7 separate regions of the Mus musculus genome follow, and regions 2, 3, 4, 5, 6 and 7 are each linked to region 1. Evidence: chromatin loops called from intact Hi-C (ENCODE). Cell type or tissue: heart. All regions are shown on one strand.

Region 1 (4,000 bases):
CTCATGGTTTCACTTTGTAGACCAGGCTGCCCTTGAACTCTGAAATCCACCTGCCTCTGCCTCCCAAGGACTGGGATTAAAGGAATGTGCCAACGACCCTGCCTATTTTAAAATTGATATTTTGAAAGTGCTCCCATGTTGATGACACTCAGGGACTTTTCTCAGTTTTTGCTTTGCTGTAGCAACCAGGTAGTGAGAAAGAGGAAGGAGGCCTTCATTTCCCCGGCTCTCTAGGTGGGTGTCGAGCACTGGTAAAATCTGTTAAGTTCACGGTTTGTATTAATGATGTCATTGTTGAAGACTTTCCTGCTATTCCTGTAAACAAGCAAGGCTGGGGGCAGACACATGACTCCTTACTCGGCAGCTTGGACTCTTGGTTGCTGTCCTGGCTGCTTTGAGCAAAAGGACTGTCAGGGGCTGGAGGGGCTGCTCAGCAGTTAAGAATACTGGACACTCTTCTAGGGGACGCAGGCTCAATTCCCAGTACCTACATGGTGGCTCACAATAGTCTATAACTCTAGTTATGGGGACAAGACGCCCTCTTCTTGGCTCTAAGAAGACCACATGAACATTGTGCACAAACATCTACATAGGCAAAACACCCATGTATATAAAAAACTTAAATAATAATAATAATAAATAATAACAATAACCACAGTAAGAGTATATTTTTAAAAGGACCATCAGCCAGTCTTATACCGGCATTCTCAGTGTTCCATGGATGCCTTGAAAAAATTGCCCAGCAGAGGCATCTGGTTGCTCTAGCTCCTGAAAGCGCCACCTTCTGCAGGAATATTTCACAGTTTATACCAGCCTTAGTGAACTCTAGATGACCCTGCAACTATGCCTACCTAAGGTCAGAAGGGGAGACTTCCCTTGGTGGCCTAGTGGGGATTTGATTGTTCTGACTGATGCTAAAGAGGCAGTTGTGATCTGCCGCCAAGAATGTGTCATTCAATACAAACCTTTGTCTGCTTGTGAGATGTGGCGACAGTTGGTCCAAGCTCCCCGCATCTGACTCTATTCACAGGCTGCTCAGAATCAATGAGGTGGCTTAGAGGTCCTCTCCTGGGATACCCAGGCCCGCCCAGGCCCGGCAAACAGCAAGCTCCACAGAAGACTTCCACAGTCTTTCTTTCCTACTTTAGTAGCATAGGCTGAGCTGATAACAAGAAGAAGACAGGCAGGGAGCCGGCAGTGGATGGGCTGGAAGACGGCTCAGGGGTTAAGCGTGTCCTGGTTTTGCACAGAACCTGGCTTTGATCCCCGGCACCCACATCAAGCAGCTCACAATCTCCAGAAACTCCAGCTCCAGGGGATGGGATGCCTCTGGCCCTCGCAGCCACCTGTACTCATGTGTGCATGCACGATTAGAAGTAAGATAATTTTAAGAAGAAGAAGCAGAGGTGCAGCTGCAGCCGGCGGCAGAGCTTAGCAGATGCTAAGGAGGAAAGCATCTGGCTCCTTAGCAGCTGGAGAAGCTGAGGAGCTCAGGTGTGGCCAGGGCAGGAACAAGGGAACAAGCAGGAGTCGGAGGACAGAAAGTGCAGGCTCTGGTCGCTGGCAGAGTTCCTGAGAACTGCCATACCTTAAGGCCTCAGGCCTCAGGCCCTGAGCTGGAACCCTGCTGCTCCTGAAGGACTTGGGAATCCTCATGCTTAGGCCTGCCTGCAAGCTGCAATAACGAGCTGCAGCCACTTTCTGGGAAAGCACAACTTCCTGGGCCCACTCCAAAGCTAAAACACAGTGCTGCAGAGATGGCTAAGCAGTTAAGAGCACTGGCTGCTCTATTAGAGAACTGGGATTTGATTCCAGCTGACAATCATCTGTAACTTCATTTCCTGAGGATCCAACTCCTTCTGGCCTTCGAGGGTAACAGGCATATACCTGAAACACAGAACATTCATACACTAAAAAGTAAAATAATAATACAAACACTTAAAGAGCTCTAATGCTTAACAGTCAAGGGTCCCTCTAGTGGAGAACTGCACACACTCCACTAGAGGGCGCCAGCTGTTAAAATTCCTACTTTCTCACCGCTGCCATTCCCTGAGAACACCAAAGTTGTCAATCAGCAGCCCTGGAAGAGCTTGCCCTTGCCCATCAACGGTTTAAGTTCAAGCGAACGATCCTAGCCAGATGATTGGTCGTGGAGGGGCTTCTGAAGGCGAGATCCTTGAATGGTGTAGGGTTTCCTTAACACTGAGCTTCCACCAGAACAACAGTGGGCCCACCAACGTCCTCCAAGCCCCTCGAGATGCTAGCGGCCAGACCCTACCCCTGAGGACCTCTAACCACCAGGTCCCACGCCCCAAAGCACCCAGCCCCTCCGGATGCAGATCAAGCCTTGCCCTTCAGAGTAAAAAGCCTGATCGCACGCCCTGGGCATGAATTCCCACCAATCGCCACCCATCCTGGAAAGCTCTGACCCAAAAAACCCTACATAAAACCTGCTTCCTGCCCAGGTTTTTATGCTGCTTCTCGCCCTAGCAGAGGCAGCCACCCTCTTGTGTCTTTTCCAATAAATCTCTCGTGTGAGGTTTGCTGTGTGGTGTGACTTTGTGGTACTCCTTATGGCTCCCCACTGCCAGGATACCTTTCCCTTCAGAGCTGTAACACTGGCATTGGGACAACCTCCCCACTCTGAGTTGTAATATTCCACTGGGGAATCTTTCCCTTTAAGAGCTTCAACACTTGTATTTGGGAAACCTTAGCCCTCAGAGCTGTGACACATATACACTCCATCAGGGAAGGGGAAGGGACTCATAGGCCACCCCTCCCTGAGGAGCCAAGAACAGTTAACGGTGGAGGAGGAAGAAGAGGAGGAGGAGGAGGAGGAGGAAGAGGAGGAGAACATTAGTAATAGTAGTAGTAGTATTTTGACTCCTTGAAGAGTCTTTCTACATAGCACTGGCTGTCTAGGAACTCACAGCTCACTACGTAGACCAGGCTGGCCTTGAACTCATAGAGATAAACCTACCTCTGCATGCTGAGTTCTGGAATTAAAGATGTGTACCAGAACACCAGGGTTACAGATGCAGCCACTAGGAAACTTTCTAGAACCTTGCTCAAGTAAATAACCCCTCACCCACTCACTCTCACGCAAACAACCCCAATGAAGTGTTGTGAGCACCCAAAACACTAAACAAAATGCAACACATCTACCAGGCTGGGGACTGATGGGAAAAAGGGGTTCAGAGGGAGGGGTGAGAACAATGGGGGAATATTATGAAAGTATAGTATATATGTATACAACATTAACAACTGAATATAAACAAACAAAGAAACAAACACACAAAAACCCAGCTGCCCTAGAGGTTCAGGAAGATGGCGCCATGTGAGGCCCCAACTAGCCCTCCTTCTGCTGGGATTACAGCTGCTCACAGCCACACCTGAGTCCCTGGCTGTTCTTTTTTCCCCTAAATATTGTCCATATTAGGGCCAGGTCCGGTGACATCCGCTGTAATGCCAGCATTTAAGAGGAGAGGGCTGGAGGCTTGTGGGCTCCCAGGCAGTGAGACTGTCCGTGTTGAATCTAGTAATTTGCTGAATCCGGCCTGAGTCTGGCTCTAGCTGTGGGTAAACTGTGGTTCTCAGACATTGGTTTACCCTGAGACCTCAAGTCTTTGAAGGCTCTGGCACAAGCTATTGATTTTCGGTTTGCTCTGCATTTTTCTTCATTGTGTAGATGGAGTGTGGTCACTTCCCAACTCTTTATATGTCTGACCAGAAACCAGCTGTTAAAGCTATTATTTTAGAGATGGAGAGATGACTCGGTGCTTAAGAGCACTTGTTGCTCTTAGGGAGGACCTAGGACCTGGGTTCAATTCCCAGTACCTACCTGGTGGTTCACTACTATCTATAAGTCTGGTTTCAGGTGATCCAATACCTTCTTCCAAAATCTTCTGGCCTCCATGGGCACCAAGCAAGCCTGTGGTGCACACGCCTGTATACAGGCAAAACATTCATACGTATAAAATAAAATAAATGAATTTAAAAC
Region 2 (4,000 bases), 67 kb before region 1:
ACAACCCGTAGCTGTCCCCACTCTATACTTTTGTTGCATTCTATGTGTAACAGCACCAGGCTACCCAACCTCTTCCCTGGGTGTCCCAAGTACAGACGACTAAAAGAAAGGCCCTTCATCCTTTCTCTTGCAATAATAAAAATCAGAAACGTCACTGGCTATGGCCACTCAGCTTGGACACACTTGTTCGACAAGCCAGGCGGCCAGAGGTGTCAGCTATATTCACCTGCACTGACACCATGGCTCCACAGGCGGCAGACGGAGAACCATTTCTGAAGAAAGCCTCTTTATCCAAAGTTGTACAAAATTACCAGGATAGTGACCTTGCAGAAAGAGATGTGGATTAAGAAAATTGATAGCAAGAAGCAGACCTTGGGCTTCCAATGTGAACAGCAAAATGCTTATCAAACTCCCTTACAGCCACTCTTGGCACCTCTTCCTGCTTTTCTCTGACTTTACCCAGCCTCCCTTGGTCCCAGGAAGTCTCATCTAGAGATATGCGAACTCCCCAAGCCAAGCTTGTTAATCAATTTCAAATGACATTGTTTTCCCCTGCGTTTCCCCAGCTGTTATCCAGCCTGAATTCGGTCCCAGTACTTCCGCACCGCAAAAGTTACCCCCCCCCCCCAATCTGTTGGACTCAAAAAATACCTTTTTTGTAGACATGTTGGTAAAAGTGATAAACTATCAAATTCCAAGTCCTGCTCATTGCAGATGTTTAACAATGACGACGATGGTTATTTGCACCATTACGTTAAATGACAGAAAGAAAGAAAGAAAGAAAGAAAGAAAGAAAGAAAGAAAGAAAGAAAGAGGAAGCAAGCCTCATGAGAGGCCGAAGGTGCCCTTGAGGCTGTTAGAAGCAGAGCTTTAAAGGGAGGCTAAAATCTGAGCAAGGTCTACAGATTAGATAAGAGCACTATATCTTTATTTCCAGCTTTCAGTCACTGACTGCCCTGACCTTATAAGAGAAGTCTCTGGTGCATGCATGCATGCACACTAACACACAGTAACATAAATAGATGAACACTATGTATACAACTTACTCCGAAGAGGTCATATGCATACATACCTACATGTAAGTATATCTACATCTATATATATCTATGAACACATATATATGTTTCTATACATGCTTGTATATGAACATATTATACATGTATTAAAGTTCTCTAAAGGAACAGAATTGATAGGACATATATATTAAGAGAGGACTTATTAGATTGGCTTCAGGATGCTGTGTGTGTAAGTAGTCCAACAGTGGCTGTCTCACACTGGAGAAGCATAGAGTCTGGTATTTAAGCAAACCACAAGACTGGATGTCTTAGCAAACTTAATCTTGTGCTGAAAGTCTGGTTGATTCCTAGAGAGATTGGTCTTCAGCCTACATTTGAATCCCTAAATTGGTTTAGGTGTAGAAATACTGCGGTGGCAGGGTAGGTGACCTAGCCAGGGAAGGCAAAAGCAAGCAAGCGACAAGCCAAGTTTCCTTCTTCCACATCCTTCCATATGAATTACCACCAGGAGGTGCTTGCTGCCCAGAGTTAAGGTGGGTCTTCCCGCTGCCTTTAATCTGCTCAAGCAAAGCGCTCACAGGACTGCCCAGCAGTTGATTCCAGATGCGGTCAAGTTCAAAAGCAAGGTTATTCATCACGATGCCAAAGACAGAGCAAATGCGGGGAAAAAAAGAAAAAAAGAAAAAAGATTAAGTGATGCAGATGGAGAGCGTCCAGAAATTTCTGTCCTTGTTCAAGAAACCTGAAAGTATGGGGAGAGAAAAGCTTGCAAAAATAATTCATTGACAAGACAAGCATAGCATCACTGGTGTGGGATGGTGGAGCTCTTATGTCCAGCCTCCCCGAGTCCTGAGATGTCAAAGAAAAGCCCTTTTGCAGAGCAGGAGAGATGGCTCAGTGGGTAAAGGCATCTGCTGCCGTGCCTGATGACCTAAGTTCGATCCTCTGGCCCCAATGGTGGAAGGAGAGATCCAAGTCCCACGTGCACACATGCACACAATAACATACACGTCAGCCCCCTGAATACTCATTCATATGCATGCATGCACACTAACACACAGTAATAATGTTATAGATGATATATATATTTATAATTAAAATGTTAAGGGTTTTTTTTTTCATGAGTGTTACTCTACGTTGTACCCGAGGAGGCCAGTAGAGGGCGTCAGATACTTAGATTCCTGGAATTAGAGTTCCACATGGTTATTAGCTGCCATGTAGGTGTTGGGAACCAAGCATAGAATCTGTAAGAGCAGCTAGTGCTCTTAACCACCAAGGCATCTCTCTAGATCCTAGTTTTTAAAAAGCTTCTTTGAAAACATATTTGTAATAACAGTGTCCATGATGAAAGACCCAGGTCCTATGACTTTGCCCAGTAGATACAGCAAACACCTACCTGCCTCTGAAGCTTTGCCATGCTCACAAGAGGTGTTCATCCCAGCTACACAGCAGAGCCCCTAAGAAATCAAGACGGTATTGAAAGGGATTGCCTGGGTAGTCAGATTTCTATGAGACCAGTTATCAAGCTTTAGGTGTGTGAATATCTACTTTGGTGCTAGGGCCTTGGTCATACTAAGTAAGTTTCCCCTTCACTGGGGTGTACCAGTTTACCCTGGACTGTCTAAGCAACAAGAAGGATAGACATGGCCTACCACAGATTTCATGTCTGCCACTGGCTATGTCAGAACATGTAGGAGCTTTTGGAATCAGTGAAACAGGTATTTTCAGACTGCCTTCCCTGCGTGGGGCTTTCCCGAAGCCATATTTTTCCTAGAGTCAGCCTTTCCCAGCTGAGGACAAGCTGTACTGGACAGATGCCAGCCACTTGAACTGGGAATACATGGTCATTTAGGCAGCTGGCTTATCTCATCCATGGTACTTGATGGCTTCGGGTCAGCACCTCACAGAAAGTTCAGACGGGAGGCTTCCGAGAAAACAGAGAAGCAGGCAGGAGATCCTGCAGGCAATCCTCCTGCTCCACAGCCTGCATGGACTTCCCTCAGCCTTAGTGCGTGTGGGTCCCATCTGAGAACATTGGTTATATGTTATTTTCAAACCGATCTGCCTTTAAGGAGTGGAAGAAAAAAACTGTGGTGTTTGGGCTACCTTTATGATAATGGCCTTTTCATCCTCCTAATAAATATTGCCAAGTAGGGTAGATTCTATACGAATGCTCTTAACCCATGGTATTAGCAAATCATGTAGGTGCTAATAATGAATACTGGATGCAGTCAGTACAGGGATATAAAATGGAATGTAAGAGCCTGTTGCTATGAATGGTTAGCTAACTAGATGTTGTACAAGAAATGTTGACGTTATGACGTGTGGAAACTTGGTATTGAAGATGTGGACTCGAAACTTTGTGGATTTTTTGATGCCATGATAAAAATGTGAAGAATACTGTTCCTTACCAAAAAGAAGAAGAAGAAGGAGAAGGAGGAGGAAGAGGAGGAGGAGGAAGAAGAGGGGGAGGAAGAAGAAGAGAAGGAGGAGGAAGAGGAGGAGGAGGAAGAAGAGGAGGAGGAGGAAGAAGAAGAGAAGGAGGAGGACTAGGAGGAGGAGGAGAAGAAGGAGAAGGGGAAGGAGAGAGTAGCCAGAACATTTGGGGTGCCATCAGAATACCAGATACTCCAGACATAGTCACAGAAGGACTGGTTTGTTTGTTAAATAGGTGCTTTGAAAAGTTTGTGGGGAAACCTGCAGTGAGATTGTGTGTCTTAGAAATGATAGGCAAGATTCATCCACAAGAATGCGACAAGATGGCTGCCTGAACAAGCCCTGAACATTAACAGCACCAGTAGACCTGCTTACACGGAAGAAAGCAATCTCATAGGCCCTCACCCCAAACAAAGACTACAGACAGCAGAGGAACTGGAGAGCAGGAGAAATTGGGTCTCCCTTTTATGAGCCCCCTAACTGGTTGTCAAATACTCAATGGTCAGCCCTGAAATCATATGCACAAAGTAATACTAGCGCAACTGAAC
Region 3 (4,000 bases), 91 kb after region 1:
ACTGGGTCTCTAATGTGCAGAGACGCACCTCAGGCTAAGCCTTCAATCCAAGATCAAGGATTTCACCAAGTAGCCAAGACAGATCCAAATCAGCAAGCTCCCAGGTCCACGAAGGGACGTCTCAAAACTCACCCACTCCTGTCTGGTCCTTGAAACGGCTTCCTGCTCTGGCTCACCTGTCCTGCTGGAAGGGCTGAAATTAGAGGAGCTGAGGCTCTTCAGCAGCTCCCCATGCTGTTCCCTCAGTGGCCCTGCCTCTCAGAACCACTTGCCCCAGTGAAGGGAGGCTAACCTCGGGGCTCCAGCTGATCTGTGCTGTTCCTGGTAGCGCTGCTCACGTCGGGCAGCCTCCTGCAGCTCCCGCTCTCGTCGCTCCTCCTCCAACCGCTGCCGCTCCTCTTCGGCACGCCGCTTCTCCTCCAGGCGGCGGTTCTCTTCTTCCTTCTGCAAAGGAGCTGCTCACTCAGCCATGTGCAGCCAGCCCCCTTGGCCTCAACCCCTGCCAGGGACTTGGTCCAGGAAGGGCACTCTAGCCCACCATGCTCTGTGACTTAACTACATGTGCCTGCAGTTTAACTAGCTGTAAAGGGTAACGCCCAGAAGGATGCCAGTCAGTGTGCCACCTTCACGACTGCAGCACTCACCTCAGCTTTGGCCCAGAAGTTATCCTTGCCGACTCTCTTGATCTCAGATATGGCATTGGTCTTCTGGTACACAGAGCCCTAGAGACAGCATAGTACACGCTAGAGGTCTGGCCCCATGTGGAACGTCACACATCCCATGAGGCAGGGTAAAGGGAATCTGTCAGCTCTAGAGAGCAGGTGAAAGCTACTAGGACTGCATCTGGTAGGCTCAAGGGAGCCTGGCCCGCCACCCATGAGAGGAAACAGCAAGATGTTCAGAAAAAAGTCTAGGAGCACCCAAGAGGCTGAGGCAGGTTTTTTTTTTTTTTTTTTTTTCCAGTTTTTCGAGACAGGGTTTCTCTGTATAGTCCTGGCTGTCCTGGAACTCACTCTGTAGATCATAAGCCAGGCTGGCCTCGAACTCAGAAATTCACCGAGGCAGAAGGTTCTTGAGTTCAAGGCCAGCCTAGCTTATGGACCAAGTCCCTGTCTCAAAAAAACAAAAACAAAATACGAGCTGGAAAGATGGCTCAGCTGCCAAGAGCACTTACTGCTCTCACAGAGGACCAGGTTCAGTCCCCAGCACCCACATGGAGTAGACTCTTTAACTCCAGTTTCGGAGGATCCCACATGCTTTTCTGTCCTCTGCAGGCACAGTACACATGTAGTGCACATACATATATGCAGGCAAAACACCCATACATACAAAATAAAAATAAAAGCCAAGGGAACCCATGCAGCAAGGTCCTGGCATCCTGAGAACAGTGGGTATATGCAAACATTAGTGTCTCTGGTGGAGCTGGTCCTCGCTGATGGGCACAGAAAAGGATTCTTATCCGAGACTCCTGGCAGCGCTAAAGCAGGCTGCTCCTCTGACAGCTGTCAGCTGACAGCATCCAGGAGAGTCACCATGGAGCCCAACTGTATGACTAATAAGTGGTTTGCAGCCATGAGCTCCACGTGATGCCAGAAATGCATGCCTGTGTGGTTTCAGGCTCCATAATAAAGCCAGCAGACACGTTCCACAATGGCTCCTACCAGGGACCATCCAAGTCATGCAGACACTGGAGCCCCTGTGGACGGTCTCAGCTGCAGGGCCTTTGCCAAGCCCGTGGGGGTGGTGCCCAGCAGGGTTAGGATTACCATCTAAAGACCCCAAGCAGGAGGAATGTAGTTACCTCGACATTAGGAACTACATTTCTGGTCCCCACTCTCAGGCATGGAGGAAGATAATGGTGGGCGGGACTCACCACTGGGGCCTGCGGCCCTACATCCTGGAAGGAGGTGCTTTCCTTATGGAAGCTGTAGTTGGCCCCAGAGGCCTTGGCAACCTTCTCCATGATGCACTCAGGCTCCACATCCTCCTCGGCCCGGGCATTGATGGTCACGTGGGCACCCTGGCACAAAAGCAGCACTTAAAGCACAGGCTTCGCAGGGTTAGGAGAGGGCGGGCCCAAACCCTACTTGTCCACACAGTAAAGGCCACTGCTGCACACAGACCCACAGCAGGAGACACCAGGGCCCGCTCTCCCCAGCTGTGGACCTTAGAGTTCCTGACATCAGGCCCCACACTCCAACTGTGGATGCTATCTAGTTCCTGCTGAGTTCCATCCCTGCTCAGGCACCTGCCATCCATTCCTGTGGCCTCATTAACTGTTGTTATACGTCTGACATGTTTGGGAGCTCACTGAGGATGTAGGCTCAGTAGCAGAGCACTTGCCTAGCCAGCACATGAGACGATATCTTTGATCTGAGCACTGCAAAAACCTTAAAACTTAATTAAAAGCTTAGATGCTTCTGTCACCCACCAGATGGAAGGACTAAGGAATGTCTAAAGTCATGGAGGCAGAAACTGAAGCCAGTCTCAAGTCTTCCCACCAGGAACCAAGGACATGCAAAAAGTCAGCTGAAAACTGAGTTATAAATTGTGATTGAAAAGTGTCTTGGAAATTGGAAAAAATTACAGCTGTAGCATGAGTGACAATGGTTGTAATAACAGGTAGGGACGGAATGCATCAGAGGACAGACAGGGCTCAGAGGGTACTTGGGGCAGGGCATCAGAGGGTACTTGGGGTAGGGCATCAGAAGTATATGTGGGCAAGGCATTGGCAGCTTGTTCCTTCCTCCAAATCTTGCTGCTGTTTAAACACCACTCCCCCCTTTTGCTTTTAGTTTTATGAGACAAAAGGCCTCACTGTACAGCCCTAGTTGGCCTGGAACTCAAAGAATCTGCCTGCCTCAGCCTTCTGAGTGCTGGAATTAAAGGCTGGAGTCACTACACCATTTGCTGATAATCATTCGGACAGAGCAATCATAGCAATACAAAATCTAGTACTCAGTCCCCGTATTCCATCGGTGCTGGAGTGGTCCTTACCTTGCCCACACTGAAGCCAGCTAGAGGTGGCTCTGCCCATCCCTTGCTGTCTAGACAGAACATTAGTTACAGCCCCGCTCCTAATTTCAGCCCCTTTCCAGTTCACCTGGACCAAGACTAGATCTTGCAAGGCCCTGCAGGGCTTGGTTCAGCACCTACCTTCAGGAAGTTGGCCATGGTGCTGACGTGGTTGGCACATGCTCCTTTCCGCACATCATTCACACCCTCTCCTGTCTGCAACACAAGCACAAACTGCGTGAACTAGGCCTCCTCCAAAGCCACTTCCTGGCCCATATTTCCCAGGAACCCAACAGTTCCCTCTTTCTCCTAAGTGATACTCTCTAGTCCCCATTCCACACCAAAGCCAAAGCCATTCTCCCAAATAAGTCACATAGATGAGATCGGTCCTTGTACTTCCCAAGGAGCTCAGGGTGTTCTCTGAGAAGTATGGTTGCTGGCTTCCCTCGTGGGAACAGTTCTCACACACTCCGGACCCCTCCCCCACATCCTGCAGAAATGAATGGGAGGGTGAATTCCAAGCAAAGCCAATCCTTGGTTCACAACGGTGAACAGTCTAGTCTACTCGTTCACCCATTTACACCTAACAGGTCTGCTGACCTGCTGAGTGAGTGGTGTCTGTTCCCAAGGGTCAAAGGAAAGCACACCAGGAGCTTCCCCAGTGGCGTCAGAGGGGCTGACTTCACATACCCAGTTGATGAGGACAAACTTGGGCAGGCCGGAGTTGGGGTCCTTCACCCTGCAGAAGGCGTACATCACCTTCCCGCTGTTGAGCTCTTCCACCAGCTCCTCCAGGCCTCCCTCTGCAGAGTCACAGGAAGGCTCAGAGCAGCCTGCACCCCTGCCCCTCCACCAGCTCCTCCAGGCCTCCCTCTGCAGTCACAGCAAGGCTCAGAGCACCCTGCACCCCTGCCCACGGCTGCCCGGGACACTTCTCCATCAGGGCTCACCCCACCTGCCTCAGAAGCACTCTAAGGACGAACAC
Region 4 (4,000 bases), 48 kb after region 1:
GTGGAGCAGAGCTGACTCCCAGCCCTCCGGCCTCGAACAAGCCTCATACAGGTGCACCGAAGCAGAAATGAAGACAGGTGCTGCAGGGGTGGGATGAGCAGCAGAGGCGTGCTCAGGGTTGTCTAGCTCTGGGAAGGTTTCCCACTGAGTTGGCCACTCTTCCCCAACACAGGCTGGAGAGTTGAAGAGAGGACAGCAAGCCTCAGGGCATTTAAAGGGGGTAGCAGGCTCTCTGACTAAGTGGGGGTCTCTGAGAGGGGAAGGCTTGAAACTTAGATGGGAACCCCTGAGCTAACTCTACTGAAACAGACCACCCAAATCAGTCTGACTTCACTATTTCCCAAGAGGCACGAGAGCAGCCTGGGGGTTCTGGAAGGGGAAAGCCGGAGACTACCCACACCATGTCAGGTCTCTGTCCCCTGCTGGGCCTGTCTCCTGAGGCCACCTGTTCTTAATTAAGGAACTTTTTGGGCCTGTTCCTTGGTATGTATGAAGGCATACACAACATTGTTTCTATCAGGAGATTAGGCCACACCTCCCTTTTTTCTTAAGGGCACCTCGTATTGGAGACAGAGAGCAGCACACATCTGGGCTGCCCCTTCTCAGACTCACTTCCCCACCACATGACTACCACTGTAGGACTGAAACCCAGACAATTTCCATATGGGAATCTGAAGTCTTTGTTCTGTGGAGTCTTTGTTACCACCCGAAGACCACTCTCCAGGAAGGGCAACTCCATTCAAGCACATCTTAGCAATACTAGGTCCTGGACCTACCAGGTAACTATGCATCCTGCTGCTAGCTCTGCTGCAAAAGCTACCTCCAGTGCCAGGATAGTCACAAACAGGTCTCTCAGCGCTCCAGGAGAGATCCCTTCCTTTCTCCACCTTGCACAGGAGGATTACAGACCTGCCCTTTAGCCTGCTCTGGGACTCTCTTAGGCACACAGACACATATAGGACACTCAGTACTCACAACCCACAGCCAGCTCAAACTACTTTCAAATGGAGTCCCTCCTTTCTCAGGTTGGAGTGCTGACAGTGCAGCTATGCCACCCTGCCAGGCCAGGATTTAAAGTTACATGTGGTTCCACTTGCCATTCTTTTCCTCCAGTTGGTTGTGCTCCTTAGATCACAAAAATCTTCCAATGGGGCTGGAGAGATAGCTTGGGAGTTAAGAGCACTTGCTGCTCTTGCAGAGAGCCCAGGTTCAGTTCCCAGCCATCTTTAACTGCAGTTCAAGATCTCTGCCCGCACCAGGCATACACGTGGTGTACATGCATGCATTCAGGCAAAACAATTAAGCACATAATTAAAAAAAAATTTTTTTAAGGGGCTAGAGAGATGACTTATTGGTTAAGAGCACTTGTTCCTGCTGAGGACCTGAGTTAGATTCCCAGCATTCACAGGGGCAGCGGCTCACAAATGTTCTTAACTCAAGTTCCAAGGATCTGAAACATTCTCACTCGACGGCACCAAACATGTACGTGGGGTACAGCTACACATGCAAGTAAAACACGAAGACACAGAAAATAAAAATAAATACATCTAATAAATATTTTTAAAAATTAAAAAAAATCGAGTGTCACTAATATAGCTTTGGTTTCTTTTTCGGATTTAAATGATTGCTGATCCGTCTGAGATCTGCTTAATGTTAAGCAGTTTGTAAGGGGGCCAATTTTTTTTTTTTTTTTTTGACTATGGCATAATGGGGCATAGGAACATTTCTGACAAAAGATCCAGTGAAATAACTGAACAAAGGGTATCAATCAGGACTCAAAATCCTTCCTAATGTAACTATAAAGGAATTTTAATAAGTTTAATCTATAAAATCCATAAATAATGCTGTTCCAGATGAAGAGCCACTGGAATTATTTTTCTTCAATCGGGGAAAAAGGGCACATAGAAACCATTTCTGTTCACTTCCACTGGGATCTAGTCTTTTTTTTTTTTTCCCCAATTTTTTATTAGGTGTTTTCTTACTTTACATTTCAAATGCTATCCCGAAAGTCCCCTATACCCTCCCCCGCCCTGTTCCCCTACCCACTCACTCCCACTTCTTGGCCCTGGTGTTCCCCTGTACTGAGGCATATAAAGTTTGCAAGACCAAGGGGCCTCTCTTCCCAATGATGGCCGACTAAGCCATCTTCCGCTACATATGCAGCTAGAGACATGAGATCTGGGAGTACTGGTTAGTTCATATTATTGTTCCAACCTATAGGGTTGCAGACTTAACTTTCCAAATGGAACGCCAGCTGTCCCAATGCTGTTCGTTACATTGGAAAACGTTTTCACCCTCCACCAGCTCACATGTATACTACTCAAACTCCGTTCCCCTCTGCATACCCAGGGGAAGTGGCGTGGGCGCTCTGTCACCAGCAGAGGCAGTGGAGGGTTATCCAGGACTTCTCATATGGCCAGGATAACCTGAGACCCCGCCCTCGGGGGCGAGGAAGAGAGGCCGAGACTCCGCCCCCGAGAGGAGAAAAGTGCCCGCCCAGTACGAGGCGAAGCCCCGCCTACGGGCCCAGGCTACTCTAAGGTCTGGGAAACCACTGGGGCTTTCTATGAGAGTAGTTCAAATAAGAATCCTCGGGCGTTATTTGCATAGAACTGGGGCTTCCGATGGGAAGCCAAAAGCATCCTAGAGGGCGTCTCGTTTGCATAGAGCAGACACCACTTCCTCTCTCCTCCTTCCGCCTTCTTTCATGACCCTGCCTTCCTTCGTTCTGCGGCTTCCTGTGCTTCCAGAGTTGGTGCCCAGATGCTTCCGAAGCGACGGCGAGTGCGAGCTGGGTCCCCACACAGCGCGGTAGCCTCTTCCACGCCGCCCTCGGTGGTGCGCTTCCCGGATGTGGCCATCTACCTTGCGGAGCCGCGAATGGGCCGCAGCCGCCGGGCCTTCCTCACCCGCCTGGCGCGGTCCAAAGGCTTCCGCGTCCTAGATGCTTACAGGTGTGCGGCTCCCGGGAGGCCCCGATGGTGGTGGGATGCCATCCCCCTCCGGGAGCTGGTGTAATTGTGCCCGTCACCCCAGGGTAGGGACTTACTGTGGCCCAGGGCGGGAGCTGGCGCGCAGCTGTGACAGCAAGCAGCACCTGCGGCTTTGGGTTCCAAGCCAGCCTCGGTACTTCGCGGTTGCGGTACGGTCTCCAACCCGGAGTTCCTCTTTTTGAAAGGATGCCATCGAGTCAGAGGCTTCTTAAAGAGCTATAAAAGAAAGAATGGTTAGTGAGAAATATTTGCTAGCTGCATTCCCTCCAATGAGCCAGCGGTCAAAGATGTCCTGAGTTTGCAGACGTCACCAACTAGCTCCAGTAGAGAAAATGCCCAGGGCAGTGGAGTAACTGAGATTGAGGAGACTAAAGGAGCCTGTGCCCGTGTAGCTGGCTAGTTTGTTTGCAACTAACTCCTCCCTCCACAAATGAAACATTCTTTTTGTTTGTTTGTTTTGTTTTTTTTCGAGACAGGGTTTCTCTGTGTAGCCCTGGCTGTCCTGGAACTCACTCTGTAGACCAGGCTGGCCTCGAACTCAGAAATTTGCCTGCCTCTGCCTTCCAAGTGCTGGGATTAAAGACGTGCGCCACCACGCCCGGCTCAAGACTACACTTAAAAGAGTAGAGATAACAATTTGGATTTCGTGTGGCTCTACATTCTTACCACAGCCTGACAAGGTGGCCTGCATTGGATTTTCCCAGTGTAAAGGAAATATAAATACGATGCTTTCCAAGTACATACAACAAGAGTCTGCCTACTGGGGTTTGAATAAATAGGGCAAAATTCTTGTGTCTTAAAATCTTAGCAGAATGGTATGCCAACCTGTAGTCCTGGTACAAGGGTACTAGAGTTCCAGGCTAGCCTGGCCTACAAAGCAAGTCTCTAAACAGCAATTAGCATTGAGATCAGAAACACCTGGCCCTGGCCACTAAGGCACCTGAGGCAGAGGGTGGCGGGTAACATGCCCAAGTGGCTTGTGGGTGAGGCTGCAGCTAAGAACCTGT
Region 5 (4,000 bases), 400 kb after region 1:
ACACAGGATGGAAGGAGCAAACCGATTCTCAAAAGTTGTCCTCTGGCCGCCACAAGTGTTCTGCGGCACACATTACACACACACACACACACACACACACGCACACGCACACGCACACACTCACACACACACACACACACACACACTCACACACACACACTCATTGATAAATAAATGCAGTAAACACTTGTGATACAAAATACACTGAGAGAATGAAGGGCAGTGGAATTGGCTTAAAACTGGAACTCAATCAAATCCAGACTTGAAATATCAACATAAAACAATAAAAGCTGGGTGCATAGTAGATACTTGTAATCCTAGCACTCAGGGGGTGAGACAGGAGGATCGCCACAGATTTTAGTCCAGCCAGGGTCACGGAATGAGATCTTGAATAGATAGGTAATGCATAGAGAGACTAAAAAAACAAATGTGGCCAGGCGGCAGTGGCACTTTAGTCCCAGCACTCGGGAGGCAGAGGCAGAGGCAGGCAGATTTCTGAGTTCGAGGCCAGCTTGATCTACAGAGTGAGTTCCAGGACAGCCAGGGTTATACAGAGAAACCCTGTCTCAAAAACAAAAAAAAAAGAAAGAAAAAAAAATGTGAATGGATAGCAGTGTATTATTTTATAGCATATACTTATTTAAATGCATAAAATAACAGCAAGGAGGTTCCTTTTGTGGAATAAGACTGAGGGGAGGGATGGGGCTGGAGACATGCATGGCTCAGCAGCTAAGAGCACAGGGAGCTCTTGCAGAGAACCCAGGTCCGGTTTCTATCATCCACACGGTAAATCAGCAGGCTGTTAACTCCAGATCCAGTGCCTGTCTTTCAGCCTCCATGGGCACCACACACAAATGTGATGGGCACACATACATGCCGGCAAAACACTCATACACAGGTTTTGTTGTTGTTTGTTTTGTTTTGTTTTGTTTTGTTTTGTTTTGTTTTGTTTTATGTAAAGCCCAAGGGAAGGGAGGAATAGGAGGCTGGGTTTGCTTGCTGTTCAGTGCTATAGACTGAGCCTAGGCCATGTATGTGCTATGCTATCGCCCTAGCACAGCAAGCTGGGGTTTGTTGTAAGCTTGGAAAATTACCTTAAAGAATAAAACAAATACAGGTATGCATATATATATATATATATATATATATATATACAGTTTGAAAATGGAAGGCTAGAATTAAAATAATCAGATCACATGCCTACTGAGCTGTTTTGCATGCCTGTCTCCCACTGAGAAAAACTTGGGGTAATTTTAGGACTCAGAGCACCCAGAGAGAGGAAGCAGGGAAATGAGCCTTGGGGGAGCCAATTTCCCCCACCCCATGTCTCTACCCCCAAATCCCCCCAACCCCTCACAGCCACCCCACCCCCACAGTCTTTAACTCCTGGGCCAGGCTCTTTTCCTGATACTCGTTGGAGTTTGAGATGGCAGCGGTACCTCACAAAGCGCTCTTGGTCCTTGATCCCCCATTGCTTGCCCCTCCTTGGCCTCCATCATGACGCTTGTTCAAAACCCACTGTCTCTGGATTTCCTCATTCAGACTTCAGACTCATCCCCACCCCCCACGGGGGCAGGCTGCCAGTGCCCGGCTGCCCGTGCCTGTTCCCTAGCCAGCACGGCCAGGCAGGAGAGTCTCCCTGCCTTTGAGAGAGGTGCTCATTTCCTCTTCCGGTTCACTCGGGAGAAAATACAAGTATCAGTGGAAAGCCTAACCTCGCTGATCTTGGACTTTGAGAGTACATGGTTCATAAAGTTTGAAACAAACAGAAAGTGGGGTGCAGAGAGGGTGTGCATCGAGGATCAATTGTGCCAAGCAAGATGTTTGCTGGGGAATGAGCGTCTCACCTGCCGATAGCCACTCAGGAGACAGTGTCTCTGGATGTAGGATTGCCTTCAGTTGTGTTTTTTTTGTTTGTTTGTTCGTTTTTTGTTTTTTTTGGGGGGGGGTTGTTTTTTTTTTTTTTTTTTTTTTTTTAAGTGTCCCACATTGCTCTGTATTTCCTCCCTTCTCGTGGATTGGCCCCTGGGGAATCATTGAGCCAAGGCGCTTGACAAAGGTACCACAAAGAGCTGCAGAGCCATCTAGTGGCCACTCGTGCTCACTGCAAATACAAGGGTTCCCAAAATGGTTTGCTCACACCCATCTGGAGCCATTTTGTGACATTTTTAATCTTTAATTATGTGTAACCATGTGTGTCTATGTATAGGTATGCGTACATGATTCTTCATGAAGACCAAGGTATTGAATCTCTTGGAGCTGGAGTTACAGGTAGCTGTGAGTCACCAATCATGGGTACTGGGAACTGAATTTAGGTCCTCTGTTAAAAGCAGAAGGTGCTCCTAACCACTGAGCCACATCGCCAGCCCACGAATCTTACTTATATGTTTTATTTATTTATTTATTTATTTATTTATTTATTTATTTAAATCTTAAACTGCAGATCATAAAGGACACTTAACTCTTGCAGAGGTAACTCTGAGATAAACTATGTGGCTGTTTTAAGCAAGGTAGCAAAGAGAGAAAACTGCCTTCCAGCCTGGGGACAGAGTCACCAATGTCGCCCAACTGAAACCCATCTCCCTATCAAGAATGCGCTGTATGGAGGATTTCAGACTTACAAGACTGGCAGATCGTGGACCGGATGGTGACCTACATGAAGCTGGGACTCTCTGGGTTCTTCCAGCCAGAGGCAGCGGTGAAGGATGGGGCTGAGGGCAGTGTTAGGTGTCGAGTGCTATCAGACACATGTGAAAATGGACGCGCATCCTTCACTACCTCAAAGCCACACACCAACAAAATTGGCCCTTTCACTTGCCCATCAGCCCCTGCAGCCCTGCAAACACCGTGGCACTCGGCACTGTGGCACTTGGCACTGTGGCACTCGACACTGTGGCACTCGGCACTGTGGCACTCGGCACTGTGGCACTCGGCACTGTGGCACTCGGCACTGTGGCACTTGGCACTGTGGCACTCGACACTGTGGCACTCGGCACTGTGGCACTGGGCACTGTGGCACTCTCTGCCATATTTGAGGCAGCTATGTAGGTTATTCCATATGGCCAGTGAGATGCCTTAGTAGGTAAGGATGCTGCCCACCAAGTCAGATGGCCTGAGTTTGATCTCAGGAACCCACATAGTTAAAAGCTACATGTAGCAGCATGCCTGCAGTGTGAGAGAGAAGGTAGAGATCAGAGTCTCACCCAGAAGCTGACAGGCTAGCAAGCACATGTGTGCACGCATGCACATGCACACACGCAAATACACACACTAAGCAATTTTTAAAAAGACAACCATCTTTCTGGGTGTTGTAGTAAACGCCCTTAAATTCCAGCATTCTGGAGGCAGAGACAGGAGCATCTCTGCAAGTTCAAGTCCAGGCAGGCATATACAATGAGACCCTGTCTCCACAAGACTAGTAAATAAATAAAAACCATTTTACTTTATGATGTTCAGAAATCTTCTAGTAGCATCTTACATTTAAAAGTTTCTAGGAATAAAACCAAACTGTTTGCTAATATATATATATATCACATATATTTAGATCATGGTAGAATACCTATAATGTAAAATGTAGCATGTTACTTTTTTTTGAAACAGGATCTCATGTAGTTCAGACTGCTCTCAAATTTCAGATATAGTTGAGGATGGCTTTGAACTTCTGACCCTCCTGCCTCTACTCTCCAGGTTCTAGAATCACCATAATGGTTTTGGTTGTTTTTTGTTTTGTTTTGTTTTGTCTTGTCTTGTCTTGAAGGACTGCTGTGTGATTTCGTTGGTTGGTTTGTTGTTTCTGTGGTGGTAGTGGTTGTTTTTCTGTCTTAGTCTGACTCCACAGTCCTGGCTGATCTTGAACTCTCTCCATCTTCCATCCTCAGCCCCTGGAGTTCCAGGACAAGCTCTATCAGGCCAGCTCTGTGCTGTTCTTCCATTCTTCCAACAATTGGTAGTTTTTGGCTTTTCTAACTTTCAACACTTTTTAGGTCCCTAAGGAATACAT
Region 6 (4,000 bases), 170 kb after region 1:
TCTTCAGCACCAGAAAAATCCCAATTCACAACAGAAGCCAGAGTCCTGCATTACATTACTCGGCAAACTGTTGCCAAGATATGGTTGCTATTTTTTTTAAATAGTCTCCAGTTTCTTGACAAATATAAAAGAACACTCAACAGACAACCCCGAGTGTGAAGAGTGATTGTACCCCATGGGAATTTCCTTTTGACATTTTTCCCTCCAGGTTTTGAGGCAGGCTTTTGCTATGTCTTATGTTGATCTTGAATTTACAGCCATTTAGCACCTGAGTGCCAGAATTACGGCTTGCTCTGCCATGCTCTCCAGATCCCTGATTGGGCTGGAGTGTGAAGAGTGGGTGGCCATGTGACCTGGGCTGAGGTCTGGGAAGTGGTGTTTGCACTCAGCACCTGGGAACACATGCTGCTGCTTTCTCTAGTTACTTAAGGTCCAGTTTAGACTTAGGCAGTGCGGACTCTAGAAAAACTAGAAACCAGGGCTTCTACATGAACTCTCTTGATCTTAAATGTAACTCCTAAATTTTCCTTTTTTTCTGTCTTAGCTATGGTCTTACAGTGAGATCCTGGCAGACCTGGAATGCCCTGTGAAGACTAGGCTAGCCTTGAATTCATAAGCGGATTCTGCCTATGTCTCCCCAGTGCTGTAGATTTATTTTTCACGTTACTTATGTGTATGGGTGTTTGTCTCGATATGGGTGTGTGTATGCAGAGGCTGCGCGATTCCCTGGAGTTGGAGTTCAAAGCAGTGTGAGCTACCTGACAAGGGCGCCGGGAACTGACTCTGCCCGTTTTCCTCTCTGTGCTTTTTTTTTTGGTTTTTCGAGACAGGGTTTCTCTGTATAGCCCTGGCTGCCCTGGAACTCACTCTGTAGACCAGGCAGGCAGGCCTCGAACTCAGAAATCTTCCTGCCTCTGCCTCCCGAGAGCTGGAATTAAAGGCGTGCGCCACCACGCCCAGCTTCCCTCTCTGTATTTAATGGCTCACACCCGTTAGTTAGACGGTGCAATTGAGACAGGATATCCCTTTGCCCAGCATATCGGGGCCCCTTGCACCTGCGTCCTGTTCTCAGGAATGTCCTCTCCCAACCCTTCTCTGCAGGCTCTTCCTCTACAGCTCTGCTCTGGCCCTGACTTGAGAATGAAGGCTAAACATTTGTGTTTCTGTTTTGTTGTTTTGTTTTGTTTTGTTTTTTATGCAGTGGAGAGAAGCAGGCTTCAGGAGATGCTGTCCCTGTTGGGACTGGAGACATACCAGGCACAGAAGCTCACCCTCCAGGACTCCCTGCAGATCAGTTTTGACAGCATGAAGAACTGGGCTCCTCAGGTTCCCAAGGACCTTCCCTGGCATTTCCTCAGGAAGCTGCAGGCACTCAACGCCGAAGCCAGGAACACCACCATGGTGCTGGACGTGCCTCCAGAGGCCTGGCCTGCAGAGAAGGAGAGCCAGGCAGAGGAGGAGATGATGTACTGGGACCCAGCGGAGGACGTCGCTGCTGACATCTACTCTTTCTCAGAGCTGCCCATGCCTGATACGCCTGTGAACCCCCTGGATCTTCTCTGCGCCCTCCTGCTGTCTTCAGACACCTTTCTGCAGCAGGAAGTCCTGCTGAAGATGTCCCTCTGTCAGTTTGCACTCCCACTTGTGTTGCCCGATTCTGAAAACCACTACCACACCTTTCTGCTCTGGGCCCTGCGGGGTGTTGTGCGGACGTGGTGGTTCCAGCCCCTCCGGAGCCTGGGGAGTTTCCGAGAAGACAGTGTGGTCCTGTCCAGGGTGCCCACGTTTGCCTTCGTGCGCATGGATGTCAGCAGCAACTCCAAGTCCCAGCTGCTCAATGCCGTCCTCAGCCCGGCCCGCCGCCAGTGGGACTGCTTCTGGCATCGGGACCTCAATTTAGGCACTAATCCTCGCGAGATCTCGGATGGGTTAGTAGAGATCTCCTGGTTTTTCCCCAGTGGTAAGGAGGACCTGGATGTTTTCCCGGAGCCCATGGCCTTTCTGAACTTGAGAGGTGACATTGGGTCTCACTGGCTGCAGTTCAAGCTCTTGACAGAAGTCTCCTCTGCTGTGTTTATTTTGACTGACAACATCAGCAAGAAGGAATACAAACTGCTGTACTCCATGAAGGAGTCAACCACAAAGTACTACTTCATCCTGAGTCCCTACCGAGGGAAACGGAACACGAACCTGCGCTTCCTCAACAGGCTGATCCCAGTGTTGAAGATAGACCACTCTCACGTCCTGGTGAAGGTCAGCAGCACGGACAGCGAGGGCTTCGTGAGGCGCATCCGAGCCATCATGTGCAGTGTGGCTCGCTCTCCCTGCAGGAGGGTGTCTGTGGAGGACATGGCACACGCGGCACGTAAGCTCGGCCTCAGAGTTGATGAGGACTTTGAGGAGTGTCAGAAGGCAAAGGACCGGATGGAGAAAATCCTCAGGAAGATCAAGGATGTGGACGCCTACAAGAGAGACGAGCTGCGGCTGCAGGGCGAGCCTGCGAGGAGGGCCGCCCAAGCTGAAAGAGAGTTCTGCCAGCTCCAGTGGGTCCCGGAGCCCCCAGAGAAGCACCGGGCCGAGCTGAGACGGCGCGTCCTTGAGCTCCGGGTGCAGCAGAATGGCCAGGAGCCCACCTCAGGGGTCCAGGAGTTCATCCTGGGAATAAGCAGCCCCTCCCCGAGTGAGAGGCAGTACTTCCTGAGATGGATGGAGTGGGGCTTGGCTCGGCTTGGCCAGCCACGGCCAAGACAGCCTCCAGAGACCCTTCTCACCCTCAGACCAAAACTTGGTGGGCCCTCAGACTTGACGGAGCCACTCTGGCCTGAGCCCTTGGGAGTGGAGCACTTCCTACGGGAGATGGGCCAGTTCTATGAAGCGGAGAGCTGCCTGATCGAGGCAGGGAGGCTGCCCGCTGGCCAGAGGCGCTTTGCCCACTTCCCGGGTGTGGCTGTGGAACTGCTGCTGGGTGGGCTGCCCCTGGAGCTGGTCGATGGGGCCACCCTGAGCATCCCTGTTCGATGGGTCACTGGGCTTCTCAAGGAGCTGCATACCCGCCTAGACAGGAGATCTCGGCTAGTGGTTCTCTCTGCCCTGGGGGTGCCTGGCACAGGGAAATCTACACTCCTTAACACCATGTTTGGCCTGAAATTTGCCACTGGGAGGAGCTGTAGTCCCCGGGGGGCCTTCATGCAGCTCCTCCCTGTAGCTGAGGGCTTCAGTCAGGACCTGGGCTGTGACCAGATCCTGGTAATAGACTCTGGGGGTTTGATCAGTGGGGCCTTGGCCTCTGCTGGAGACAGGTTTGAACTGGAGGCTTCCTTGGCCACACTGCTAATGGGGCTAAGTAATGTCACTGTGGTCAGTTTAGCTGAAACAAAGGACATCCCACCAGCTGTTCTTCATGCGTTTCTAAGGCTAGAAAAAATGGGGCACATGCCCAACTATCAGTTTGTGTACCAGAACCTTCATGACCTGCCTGTTCCCAGCCCCAAACCAAGAGACAGGAGGCAGCTCCTGGATCCGCCAAGCGACCTGAGCAGGGCTACCCACTTGGAAAAGCAGGGCGGCGGCTTCCGGACACTGGCGGGCCTGGCCGAGAGGCAGCACGTCTGGCACATCCCAGCCTTGTGGCATGGAGCGCCACCCATGGCCGCTGTGAGCTTGGGCTACAGTGAGGCCATTTTTGAATTGAAGAGATGCCTATTAGAAAACATCAGGAATGGCTTGTCCAACCAGAACCAAAACATCCAGCAGCTCATTGAGCTGCTGCGCAGGCTGTGACTGGTGTGACTCCAGGGCCTCCTGCTGTGGCCGGCTGTAACGACAGTAAGGCTGTGACAGTAAGGCTGTGGCCGGCACCTGGGAGTTGGCTGGTGCCTGCTGCTCATGGAGTGAAGGCCAGTGACAGCCAGGGGTGACGGGCCTCCTCTTCACAGTGTTAAGAAGCAATCTCAGACTAGCTCAGAGACACCATTGAGAATAACCCGAGGCCCGGGGTGGG
Region 7 (4,000 bases), 180 kb after region 1:
AGCAGATCAGAGCATCAGGAGTTCAAAGTTAGTTTGTGGTACACTTCTAGGTCAGTTTGGGATCCATCAGATCTTGTCTTGAAAACAGTATTGCCTGCCGCAGGCAGGAAGCACTGGGGTTATTTCCAAAGCAACGCCCTCTCCGTGAACAAGGGAAGAATGACAATTTTATCCAGAGAACCTGTACGCATTTGTCTAGGAGTTGACTTATTTCTAAGAATGACCAGTTAGTTCCTGGTCATGGTCTTTTATTTTGAGACAGGGTTTATTTACTCTGTAGCCTTGGAGCCTGGAGCTCCATATGTAGACCTTGAACTGATAAAAGATCCATCTGCCTCTGCCTTCCAAGCACTGACATTAGAGTGTAAGTGTCCACTCCCATGGATGCTTTGAAGGAGTTCCCAGCCAGGTGTGGTGGCACACCCCTCATCCCAGCACTTCAGAGGCAGAAAAGGTGGATCTTTGTGACTTTGAGGCCAGCCTGGTCTATAAATTGAGTCCAGAATTTGTTACACAGAGAGCCCTTGTCTCAAAAACAAAAACAAACAAAACAAAACAGTCCCCCAAAACAAAAAACCAAAGCAAAACAAAAAATCCCTTCATTCAATATTTTGTTATAATGAGAGTCAGACTCTAGAGTCCATGTGCTTTCTTTAGTAGAGTGAGTTCTTCACGATTCTATTCCCCCCTTGCCATTAATAATTACTCAATAATAATTACAACGACATTGCTCTAGCCTCATAAATTTCCTTGCCATTTAAAATTTTCTTCCTTGGGTGGCTCCACCGCAGAAATAGACCCTCAACACACTGCCTCTTTACTTTAAATGATTAGGAGCCAACCCAGCAACCCCTTTTCTGGGATCTGCTCAGCATGAAGGCAAATGACTATTCCCAGCCCAAAGGAGGCTGACGCTGTCATATTGGATATTCCTGGAGAGTACGCGGTCTCAGGTAGGAGCACAAGCACGGAACAGCGGGGCCTGAGGGCCGGCGCGTTTTCTCTTCAATTCTCTAGAGGACATTGAAGCTGTTTCTACCACCTCTCTATGAGGATAAAAACTTCATGGCTTTTGTTTGTTTGTTCTGTTTTGCCAGAACGGGTTTCTCTCTGTAACTCAGACTCTCCAGGAACTCGCTTTGTAGACCGGACTAGGCTGGAATTCAGAGACCCACCTGCCTCGGCCACCCGAGTGCGGGGATTAAAGGCGTGCGCCACCATGTCCAGCTACACCTCAGTTTTGTTTTTTTTTTTTTTTTTTTTTTTTTTTTTTAAAGATTTATTTATTTATTATATGTAAGTACATTGTAGCTGTCTTCAGACACTCCAGAAGAGGGAGTCAGATCTCGTTAGGGATGGTTGTGAGCCACCATGTGGTTGCTGGGATTTGAACTCTGGACCTTCGGAAGAGCAGTCGGGTGCTCTAACCCACTGAGCCATCTCACCAGCCCCACACCTCAGTTTTATATCACCAAATTTTCGCATTTAAAACCCAACACCAGGTCCGACCAAGGACTAGCTGACAGTATCAGGAAAATTGCAGGACGTCCCACACTCCGACCCACGCCACGCCCTCTCCCTCGCCACGCCCCGCCCCCGCCCGTGTTCCCGTTAGTTCCTGCTCTGAGGCCCCGCCTTCCTGCGGCTGCGCACTGACGCGTCCCGGGTCGCGCCGGCCCAAGATGGCGTGGTCCGCGTCGGTGCGCGGGCTAGGGCAGCGGGTGAGTGGGCCGCGGGCGGGAGGGCTGGGGCGCCATCCGGTGTCCGCTCACTCCCCGCCTCTCCGCAGGTGCTGGCCTGCAGCCGGGAGCTGCCTGGCGCCTGGCGCACCCTGCACACCTCCGCGGTCTGCGCCAAGGTGAGTGCGGCGGCCGGGTCTGGGGGCCGCGAGGGCGGCTGGGCTGGGTCTCCCCGTGACCGCACCTTCGCTCCTAGAATCGGGCGGCGCGAGTCCGCGTGGCCAAGGGGAACAAGCCGGTGAGCTACGAGGAGGCGCACGCCCCGCACTACATCGCACACCGAAAGGGCTGGCTGTCGCTGCACACAGGTGAGGGCGCCTGGGAAGGACTGCCACCCTGGTGGCACGGGTCACTCTTGAACGTACTCTTCAAGGCAAAGAGCCGAACTTTTGGGTGGGAGGCCGGGCGTGACGGCGAACGCGCTCGGGAGGCCGATCTTGAGTTTAAGGCCAGGTAAGGTTACTTACTGAGACCCTGTCACATTTAGTTAGGGGACTGGAAAGATTGCTAAATGCTGTGCCGCTCTAGCATGAGGGTGCAGCCTAGCTCCTAAATGAGCACTTGGTGCCACAGCTCAAGGGGTGTGAGGGTGAAGGAGATATTTGGTTCTTGGGGGTCACTGGCCAGCCAGTCTTGGAAGAGCAGCTGTTTTGCTAGAAAATAAACGAGCAGCAAATAGTGATAGAGGAAAAACATTGGCTGTTAACCCCTGGTCTTCTCCATGCGTCTGTCAAGGGAGCAAGCCTGCACACACACTGTACATGTTACCGACAACAGAACATATGAGTGATGGGCATATTAGGATGGTGAAAGAAAGGAATTCTTGCATATTGAAAGGAATTTGAATATTTCTTGCTAAAGTCTCATTTGAGCCTCCATAGAACAGTATTTGCATGCTTACAAACAAGGTTTGACAGTGCTTTTTTGGCAAGCCATAATTTACAGATGTGTAATAGCCCGGAGGCGATGCGGTAGTGAAGTCTACATAGGATCCTAGACCTGGAAGAGTGTGCCCTATGTAATGCGGTGTTCACCCAAGTACAAAACTGCAGGAATGTGCTACAGTCTTCATGGCTCACAGAACCCGTATTTTTAGGCTTTTTTTTTCTCCCCCTACTTCCTATTTTGTATTTTTCTTGTTCATTTCCATTTCAGTATGCATGTTGTGTGTGTATATGTATGGATGTGTTCAGTTTGTCTGAGTCAGCCCTCTCCTACCATATGGGGCCCCAGGGATCAAGCAAGCACCCTTGCCTGCTGAACCATCTTTAAGAGAGTGTGGCAGTGTACCTCAGGCTGCGCTGGAACTCTCACACGCCAGCCTCATTTTTCTCAGTGCTGCGAGTATAGGTGTGCACCTGTCACCTGCCTGTTTATCTTTCAGTGATGCTGGAGTTTTGACTCCCGGACAATAAATTGTCTATCCACATTTGTATGTGCATGCTCACGTGTGAGTGCAGGTGTCCGTGTATGACCGCCTTAGGCCAGTCCTTGCCTTCATCTTGTTTGAAGCAGGGTCTCTTTCTTGTCACCACCTTTGTGTGCCAGGGTAGTTGGCATACAAAGGTCTGGAGACTGTCCTGCCTCTGGCTGCATCTCACGGTGGGAGCGTGGGGGTTGCAGATGCTGTTACCACTGTCCTGAGCTCTGGGCCTCCAGGTTCAGGTCCGTCTCAGGTTTGCAGGGCAGACACTATACCCACCCTGCTGTCTGCTCAACCCCTCAACCCTTGCATATGCTTACAATGTATGATTAAAATTTATCTGTAACCTCCAAGTCATTCAAGGTCACTCAGGGAGGTGGGCAGAACAAGGCCCCCAGCCGAGGTAGAACAAGCTTATATTGTAAAATGTGCCCTTTTGGAAGTTCAGAGCCGTATTTCAATCATTACTGTGCCTTTGTGTTGGGGACATGGCACTTTGTGTGGTCCTGGGATGCTGTCCAGTGTCTGTGAGCTCAAGAAGACTGACCTGCGTACGGAGAAAATTTTGTTAATCTTTCCTTTTTTTTTCAATTTTTATTTTTATTTGTTTATTTTTTTTATTTATATGAATACACTGGAGCTGTCTTCAGACACACCAGAAGAGGGCATCAGATCTCATTACAGATGGTTGTGAGCCACCATGTGGTTGCTGGGATTTGAACTCAGGACCTTTGGAAGAGCAGTCAGTGCTCTTACCCGATGAGCCATCTCTCTAGCCCTTGTTAATCTTTCCTTGGGCCTGAGTTATAACTCATATTAATGAGTCAGCCTTATACAT

What was found. A loop is a pair of places that touch in the nucleus more often than their neighbours do. Peaks named below come from ENCODE experiments on the same cell type or tissue, not always from the same donor. Only the 100,000 strongest peaks of a DNase experiment are listed, where the experiment ranks them.
Region 2: a loop joins it to region 1, with 4 times the contacts of the local background. A loop is called at or near these places in 9 of 42 quality-filtered maps.
Region 3: it touches region 1 in a loop (2.5-fold over the local background); 17 of 42 quality-filtered maps call a loop at or near these places.
Region 4: a loop joins it to region 1, with 3 times the contacts of the local background. A loop is called at or near these places in 15 of 42 quality-filtered maps.
Region 5: a loop joins it to region 1, with 6 times the contacts of the local background. A loop is called at or near these places in 8 of 42 quality-filtered maps.
Region 6: it touches region 1 in a loop (2.3-fold over the local background); 7 of 42 quality-filtered maps call a loop at or near these places.
Region 7: a loop joins it to region 1, with 2.8 times the contacts of the local background. A loop is called at or near these places in 5 of 42 quality-filtered maps.

Annotation. Positions count from the first base shown.
Region 1 is chr11:5,884,439-5,888,438 of GRCm38, reverse strand. No RefSeq gene overlaps it. Among named protein-coding and RNA genes, the nearest start is that of Pold2, 8.2 kb to the right of the region's middle. In heart, CTCF peaks have their summits at 1,769 and 1,978 (motif pointing right); no DNase peak of the experiment used is centred here; H3K27ac peaks cover 2,368 bases.
Region 2 is chr11:5,951,519-5,955,518 of GRCm38, reverse strand. No RefSeq gene overlaps it. Among named protein-coding and RNA genes, the nearest start is that of Ykt6, 2.2 kb to the left of the region's middle. In heart, CTCF peaks have their summits at 245, 1,489 and 2,164 (motif pointing right); a DNase peak (open chromatin) is centred at 2,838; H3K4me3 peaks cover 623 bases; H3K27ac peaks cover 1,800 bases.
Region 3 is chr11:5,793,468-5,797,467 of GRCm38, reverse strand. Dbnl (drebrin-like) reads right to left here. Exons shown (of 13, transcript NM_001146309.1): 3 at 3,706-3,818; 4 at 3,157-3,231; 5 at 1,874-2,020; 6 at 645-722; 7 at 293-444; 8 at 133-181. Among named protein-coding and RNA genes, the nearest start is that of Dbnl, 7.0 kb to the right of the region's middle. In heart, no CTCF peak of the experiment used is centred here; DNase peaks (open chromatin) are centred at 1,547 and 1,927; H3K27ac peaks cover 559 bases.
Region 4 is chr11:5,836,515-5,840,514 of GRCm38, reverse strand. Polm (polymerase (DNA directed), mu) reads left to right here and starts at 2,499. Exons shown (of 11, transcript NM_017401.2): 1 at 2,499-2,954. The coding sequence starts at 2,764. In heart, a CTCF peak has its summit at 2,376; a DNase peak (open chromatin) is centred at 2,474; H3K4me3 peaks cover 1,440 bases; H3K27ac peaks cover 1,244 bases.
Region 5 is chr11:5,483,528-5,487,527 of GRCm38, reverse strand. Gm11963 (predicted gene 11963) reads right to left here and starts at 1,648. Exons shown (of 3, transcript NR_166837.1): 1 at 1,440-1,648. In heart, a CTCF peak has its summit at 2,105 (motif pointing left); DNase peaks (open chromatin) are centred at 1,607 and 2,067; H3K4me3 peaks cover 800 bases; H3K27ac peaks cover 645 bases.
Region 6 is chr11:5,715,465-5,719,464 of GRCm38, reverse strand. It overlaps Urgcp (upregulator of cell proliferation), which reads left to right. Exons shown (of 6, transcript NM_178623.3): 6 at 1,202-4,000. The coding sequence ends at 3,780. Among named protein-coding and RNA genes, the nearest start is that of Mrps24, 9.8 kb to the right of the region's middle. In heart, no CTCF peak of the experiment used is centred here; DNase peaks (open chromatin) are centred at 2,024 and 2,344.
Region 7 is chr11:5,705,345-5,709,344 of GRCm38, reverse strand. Mrps24 (mitochondrial ribosomal protein S24) reads left to right here and starts at 1,644. Exons shown (of 4, transcript NM_026080.3): 1 at 1,644-1,721; 2 at 1,790-1,858; 3 at 1,936-2,047. The coding sequence starts at 1,683. In heart, no CTCF peak of the experiment used is centred here; a DNase peak (open chromatin) is centred at 1,644; H3K4me3 peaks cover 1,510 bases; H3K27ac peaks cover 965 bases.